Regions from separate parts of the Homo sapiens genome. Here region 1 is linked to region 2. The links are chromatin contacts, found by Hi-C or POLR2A ChIA-PET in ENCODE. All regions are on one chromosome and are shown on one strand. The core of a region is the stretch at or near the end of the contact, and the rest is flanking DNA. Distances in the headings are between cores, read along the strand shown.

The links. A loop is a pair of places that touch in the nucleus more often than their neighbours do. ChIA-PET counts read pairs that join two places held with the same protein, here RNA polymerase II (POLR2A). Pooled maps may share reads with other maps.
Region 1: a loop to region 2 is called in a pooled map, with 2.3 times the contacts of the local background. The contact joins the promoter of ALDH1A1 here to the enhancer-like site in region 2. A Hi-C loop is called at or near these places in 3 of 50 pooled maps. POLR2A ChIA-PET finds 5 or more read pairs at or near these places in 2 of 52 experiments (BJ and K562).

What each region holds. Positions count from the first base shown.
Region 1 is chr9:72,951,362-72,954,307 of GRCh38, reverse strand. It overlaps ALDH1A1 (aldehyde dehydrogenase 1 family member A1), which reads left to right and starts at 1,255. Exons shown (of 13, transcript NM_000689.5): 1 at 1,255-1,373. The coding sequence starts at 1,308.
Region 2 is chr9:72,589,597-72,592,474 of GRCh38, reverse strand. All of the region lies in intron 2 of TMC1 (transmembrane channel like 1), which reads right to left. Among named protein-coding and RNA genes, the nearest start is that of TMC1, 69 kb to the right of the region's middle. Within about 2 kb of position 1,479, at least 2 of the 41 ENCODE cell types and tissues checked have a DNase peak (open chromatin) inside an H3K27ac peak, as active enhancers do.

The DNA.
Region 1 (2,946 bases), core at 6-2,505, 360 kb before region 2:
AGTTCTCTTGTGGAGAATAGGGTAGAAATAGTAAACAGAAATAAGAGTCCAGGTTTGGGAGTCAGACTGGCCTGAAATGAAATTCTGGTCCTGCACTAATAGATCTGTGACCATAAGTAAGCTACTCACCCTCTGTATGTCTCTAAAATGGGGATATGAAATGAGGGTAGAAAGGGAAACAAGTGCTGCACCTGATTTGGGCAAACAATTCAGAAATTTTTAGTTTCCCTATGTAAGTCCCATATTCAGGGGAATTGGCAAGTTTCACTAGAAAAAAAAAAATTGGTTGATTCTCCACAATCAGAGCATCCAGAGTATTTTATCTTGTTCCTATTGTAACGTTTGCTAGAGCTACAATACAATAAAGTATTGTACTTAAAATGGGAGTAACACTGTTTAAAAAATTGTCCTTCAGCTAAATATTAATTTAAGAACTTGAATTGTTTGGAAGCCCTGCTTAAATTTAGTCTTTGTACACTGCCTATGTTGATAAATACAGACAACTTCCAAAACCAGGATTACTTTCATTTTAAATGAGTATTAATAGATGATATTGCCATATTTCTAATTGTGGTGATTGTGTGTGACAGTGTGTTCCGAATTCCCTAAAAGTCCTGCTGGCTTTTCTGTTCACATATAGAAAATAAAGATAATTTAGGGCTTCTGAGATCACAGTAGGTCTACTTACCCAGCACTGAAAATACACAAGACTGATACGATATTTTAAAACTAACTTAGGGTAGGGTGTAGATAAAGGGCCTTTCTTCCCCAAACAGCACCTTGATTTTCTGGGAGATGGACTGATTTCCTGAAAGCCTTGTCCTGAAGACACCTGGCCAGCTTCTACTGAGAACAAGTGCCCTTTTAGACTCTTTTCAATCCTCAAATTCTCTGATTCCAAGTCTGTCAGAGAACAGAAAGTTACATAGTAGCATTAAAAAGCATGAGAAGTCAAAAAAATAATAACTGGCCTTAGTGGCCAGAGCAGCTGCTGCATACACTTATCACAGGTTTCGGCTTTGTAAATTAATTCATCTGCAAATAGTGCACTGTCTCCAGGTACAAATTCGATGCTGGAGCACTGGTTTCTTAAGGATTTAAGTTTAAAGTCAAAGGCTTCCTGCCCTAGGTGTTACAAATAAGTAGTGTCGTTTTCTTTTTTTGCTCTGAGTTTGTTCATCCAATCGTATCCGAGTATGCAAATAAACTTTAGCCCGTGCAGATAAAAAAGGAACAAATAAAGCCAAGTGCTCTATCAGAACCAAATTGCTGAGCCAGTCACCTGTGTTCCAGGAGCCGAATCAGAAATGTCATCCTCAGGCACGCCAGACTTACCTGTCCTACTCACCGATTTGAAGATTCAATATACTAAGGTGAGTAAAACTTCTATTTTCTGCTTTGACTCGGGTTTGCAAAAACTGCATTTATGTAAAGCATTAAAGGTCAATTTAAGTAAACTTGTGTAAAGAGCCCTTTGCAAATATAAAAATAAAAGGCATGCAAAATGCAGGTCTCAGTTTAGTGTCCTGATCAAATATGATCTAAATCATATCAGACAATCTTTCATAAATTTATTTCTTAAAATATTTCCAAGCGAAAGGAATTCTCTTCTGTGTGAAAGGATTCTTATACCAGGATTCAGAGGACTTTACTAAGCACTTCTATTAACTTCACTATAGCCGGCATGTATGATAAGAGAGCAAAATACTCACTAGAGAAGCTTACTGGAAAGAACCAAACGAGTAGGAACAATAGAAAGCAAACAAGGAGAAAGAGAGCATACTGAAATAACATAACTTTCCAATATGTTTAATAAAATGAGTGTTAAAATAGGGGGACTTAAGTCTGATAATTGGATTCGAAAATCTTCAGATGGACTTGCATTATTTTGCATATTTTGGTGGGAGGAAGAAAAGCATTATTTCTTCAGCCAAGTTTGTTGCCATTGGAGCAGATGTGTAATTGTTAACTGATAAATATTTAGAGAAACAAGAGCAGGAGCTAGATCCAGACTTTAAAATCCGCAGCTGGGGGGAACTAGGAAATGGATCCTGCTTGAGTCGTTCTGAGAGTAACTCTGAACTTTGCCTGTTTCACACTGCTTTCCTGTCAGATCCTAGAACTCCAAAACAAACAAATGAATAAAACACAATCTAACCAAAATTACTTGAAGTTATCTTTATGGTGTGATGCAGAAAGTATGGTAAGAAATTAACTCTTGCAAATCAAGAGAGAGCCATTTTGCTGTCTGAATTAGCCAACAGAAAAACAAAGGGCATTATAATTTAATGATAAAGTAAAAGTCCCCACTGTTATATATTTATTTCCTCACTTGTAACCATGGATGGCTTTGAAATCCCAAGGTCTGTTGCATTTTCATTTTCATAAAGCACAACAAATGAGGAAGTTGCTCAGCTGATTGGCTCTTTTCCTCAGGAAAGTAGCAGCAGAGATCAGATTGTGCCTTTAACATGGTTGACCAGCAGCTATGAAGTGTATTTTAAGGTATTGTTATCACGAGGTTTTGTTAAAGAGGAAAGATTTTTTCCATTTAGTTTTACTACAAATGGTAGCATGAAAAATGCAGTAAATCCATACCGTCAAACAATTTACATTTGGCAAAGGTATGTCCAAAAGGTTGCAAGAGTCCAGTCTCCCTCATTTTCTTATTCCAAGTTTGTCATTCACAAGAAATTTCAATTGAAAGTGGGTACATTTAAAAATACATTTCATGAAGCTCAAAATTGTCGACAATGCTCAGATTATTGTATTACTATTATTAATGGGATTTTTTTTTTAATAATACTACCTAGGAAGATATTTTGGTAGTCTGGATGCCCCTGTCTCCCCACTCCTTTGGCTTTGCAGAAGTTTGCAAAGTCTTCCTTGTGTGTGTATTTCAAGGAAGCTCTAATGTAAATAACCTTCCTGCTAAATTAAGCTTCA
Region 2 (2,878 bases), core at 230-2,729:
GGCTGGAGGATCACGGCACCTGAGTGGAACCAACAAAAAGAGGCCAGAGCTTTGACACCAATGATAAGAGTAAAAGAAAAGAGAACTGACTGATGCCATTGATAAGTTCCTGGCTTTAATGATCCCCAAGTTTATATCTGTAATGATCTTCCCTTCCAGGTTCCACATATATGTTCCTGCTTGATGTATCCTCTTAGCTGTTTCAAAGGTAACCCTCAAATATATGTGTAGCTTTGACTTCACCATCTTCTCAGGTCTGTAGGGCTGTCTCCTGAATGTCAATGAATAGTGAAACTCGTCATTTAGTTGTGAAATTCAGAAAACTGTAAGAGTCCTGGAGTTGTCCTTTACCCTGCTGATCAAATCCTGTTGATGTTATCTACCACATCAGATGGTTTTTTTGCTCGATCAGTGATCAGCAAAAGGGCTGTTCTGTGTATTGTATGATATTCACCAGCATCCCTGACCACTACCCACTAGATGCTAAGTGTGATCTCTAAACTAGCAACTAGCGCCTCCAGGTAATTTGTCAGAAATGCAAATTCTCAGGCCCCATCCACGACCTACTAAATCAATGATACCCAGATATCTGCATTTTAACAAGGTTTCCGTGCCAAGGTGCAGTGGCTATAATCCCAGCACTTTGGGAGGCCAAGGAGAGAGGCTTGCTTTAGCCCAGGAATTTGAGACCAGCCTGGGCAACAGAGTGAGACCCTGTCTCTATTAAAAACAAACAAACAAATAGCCATGGTGGTCCATGCCTGTAGTCCCAGCTACTCAGGAAGCTGAAGTGGCAGGATTGCTTGAGCCTAGGAGATGAAGGCTGATCAAGGTTGCAGTGAGCTATGATTATACCACTGCACTCTAGCCTACGCAACAGTGTGAGACCATCTCTAATAAATAAATAAGACTTCCAGGTGATACTCAAATCCACTACAGTTTGAGAACCACTGCTTCAGAAACCCACTGCCATGAACCTATTCCATCACTTCTTACCCGGGCTACTGCAATAGCCTTGTAATTATTCTTCTCCATATTCACACTTCCTTCTACAGTGAATCTCAATCCTGACACACTTTATAACCTACTGGGAGCCAACCTAAACTAATTAAATCAGGATCTCTGTGGGTGACACCAAGGCTTTGATATTGTTTAGAAGTTTCCTCTGGAAAGCCAAGGCCAGAACTACTACTCAATGCTAATCCATTCTGCCTTGCAGCCAGACTGATGTTTAAAGCTGCAAGTCTGGTCTTAAGTAGAGGTGCCACCTCTACTTAAAATTCACCTTGATATAGCCTCATTTCTTAACACCTACAGGGCAAACCAACAAGCAAGGGGCCTGTGTTTAAAGCCACGCACCCCTCCCATCTTCATCACACTGACCTTCTGTCTGTTCTCTGCAGGCTCCATGCTTTGTCCTGCCTTAGAGTCTTGCACCACTGTTTGCTCTCTTGGCCTAAACCACTCTGTCTTCCTCTTTTTGCCTAGGAATCCTCACTTATTCCGCGGATCTCAGTTTCTTCTTCCCTTCCCCAGGAAAGCCTTTCCCAACCTTCCCTCTTATACTAAGGGTAGGTAAGAGTGGGGTAGGGCCTGAGTTTGCCCAGAAAGTCCTGATTTATGCCTGTTGTTCCAGGACAATTAACACACCCTCTTACATGCTCAAAAATGTCCTGTTTGCAACAATAAATTATATAATGCCCTCACCTGTTAGATACTGTCACACACTTTCTCATATACCTCCCCTTTGTGACTCATCACAGGTGCCACTTTACATTTTTTTGGTGACTCTTGGATTCATGTCCATCTTCCTCACTGGACTGAAACAGTTTGACACACAGGAGGCACCCAACGAATATGTGTTGAATGAATGAACAACCTTTTGAGGTGAGCATTAATTAGTGTTCCCATTTTACAGAAGAGGAAACCGAGTCGAAAGAATTTTAAGTATTTGTGTGATTTGCCAAAATCACACAGTTAGGAAATGGTATGGCTGGAATTTGAACCTAGCTCTGGTGTTTTTCAAGATCATAACCATGAAGCTTGGAGAGAGCTCTTTCACTGCCTGATTCAGTGACTAAGATTCTACAATAGCCCAGGATTGAGCTTTGCTCAGTCCTTTTTAGAACTGAACTCAGCTTGAAAGCTACACAATTATTTCCTTTCCATTGAAATTGCAATCTGCTTCAAGGAAATGAAGCTTATGGCTGTCAGAGTATAAAGGGCAAGTGTGTGGGAGAAGCCAGAGATCAAACGGTCAAATACACTTGTTATAGAATTTTTCATGAGCTGAAAATGCTATCATTTGAATCCAAGCTTCTCCCCATTGGATTTTTAAAAACTGAGAACAAAGGGTGAGGGAAAAGGCAGCTGTCAGTGAATAATCAGGAGGCAGATGGAATGGTGCAGGCCTGGGGACAAGGAGGAGAGGCAGCCAAGGGCTGGGACAGAGATCACAAGATAAGTCAGCATAGCAGAAGCTAAGAAGCTGCTTCTCCCTCAGCCCAAACACAGGGGCAACATTGGATACCCTGCAGTTCATCAGTGGGTCCCTCAACTTGCACCAGCTTCCCTTCCTCTTTCAATATAGTAATAGTAAGTTGTAATGCCCTGAGGTCACTTTGTCTCTGATTCTCAGTTTCCTCATCTGCAAAATGAAGAAGTTCCATCTAAACGACCTTTAAAGTTGTTTTTGGCTGTAAAATTTTATGGTTTTATAACCCACAGCCAATGCTGTTAGAATTGACTCAAGAAAGACAAGAACACACCTGGGTATTAGTAGTCATTCTCTTCTCAAAATCAGAAAAAGGATGGCCCATTTATGCTATTCCTCAACCCATAACCTTACAAACTGCACCTGATTGTTAAAAACGTGCCT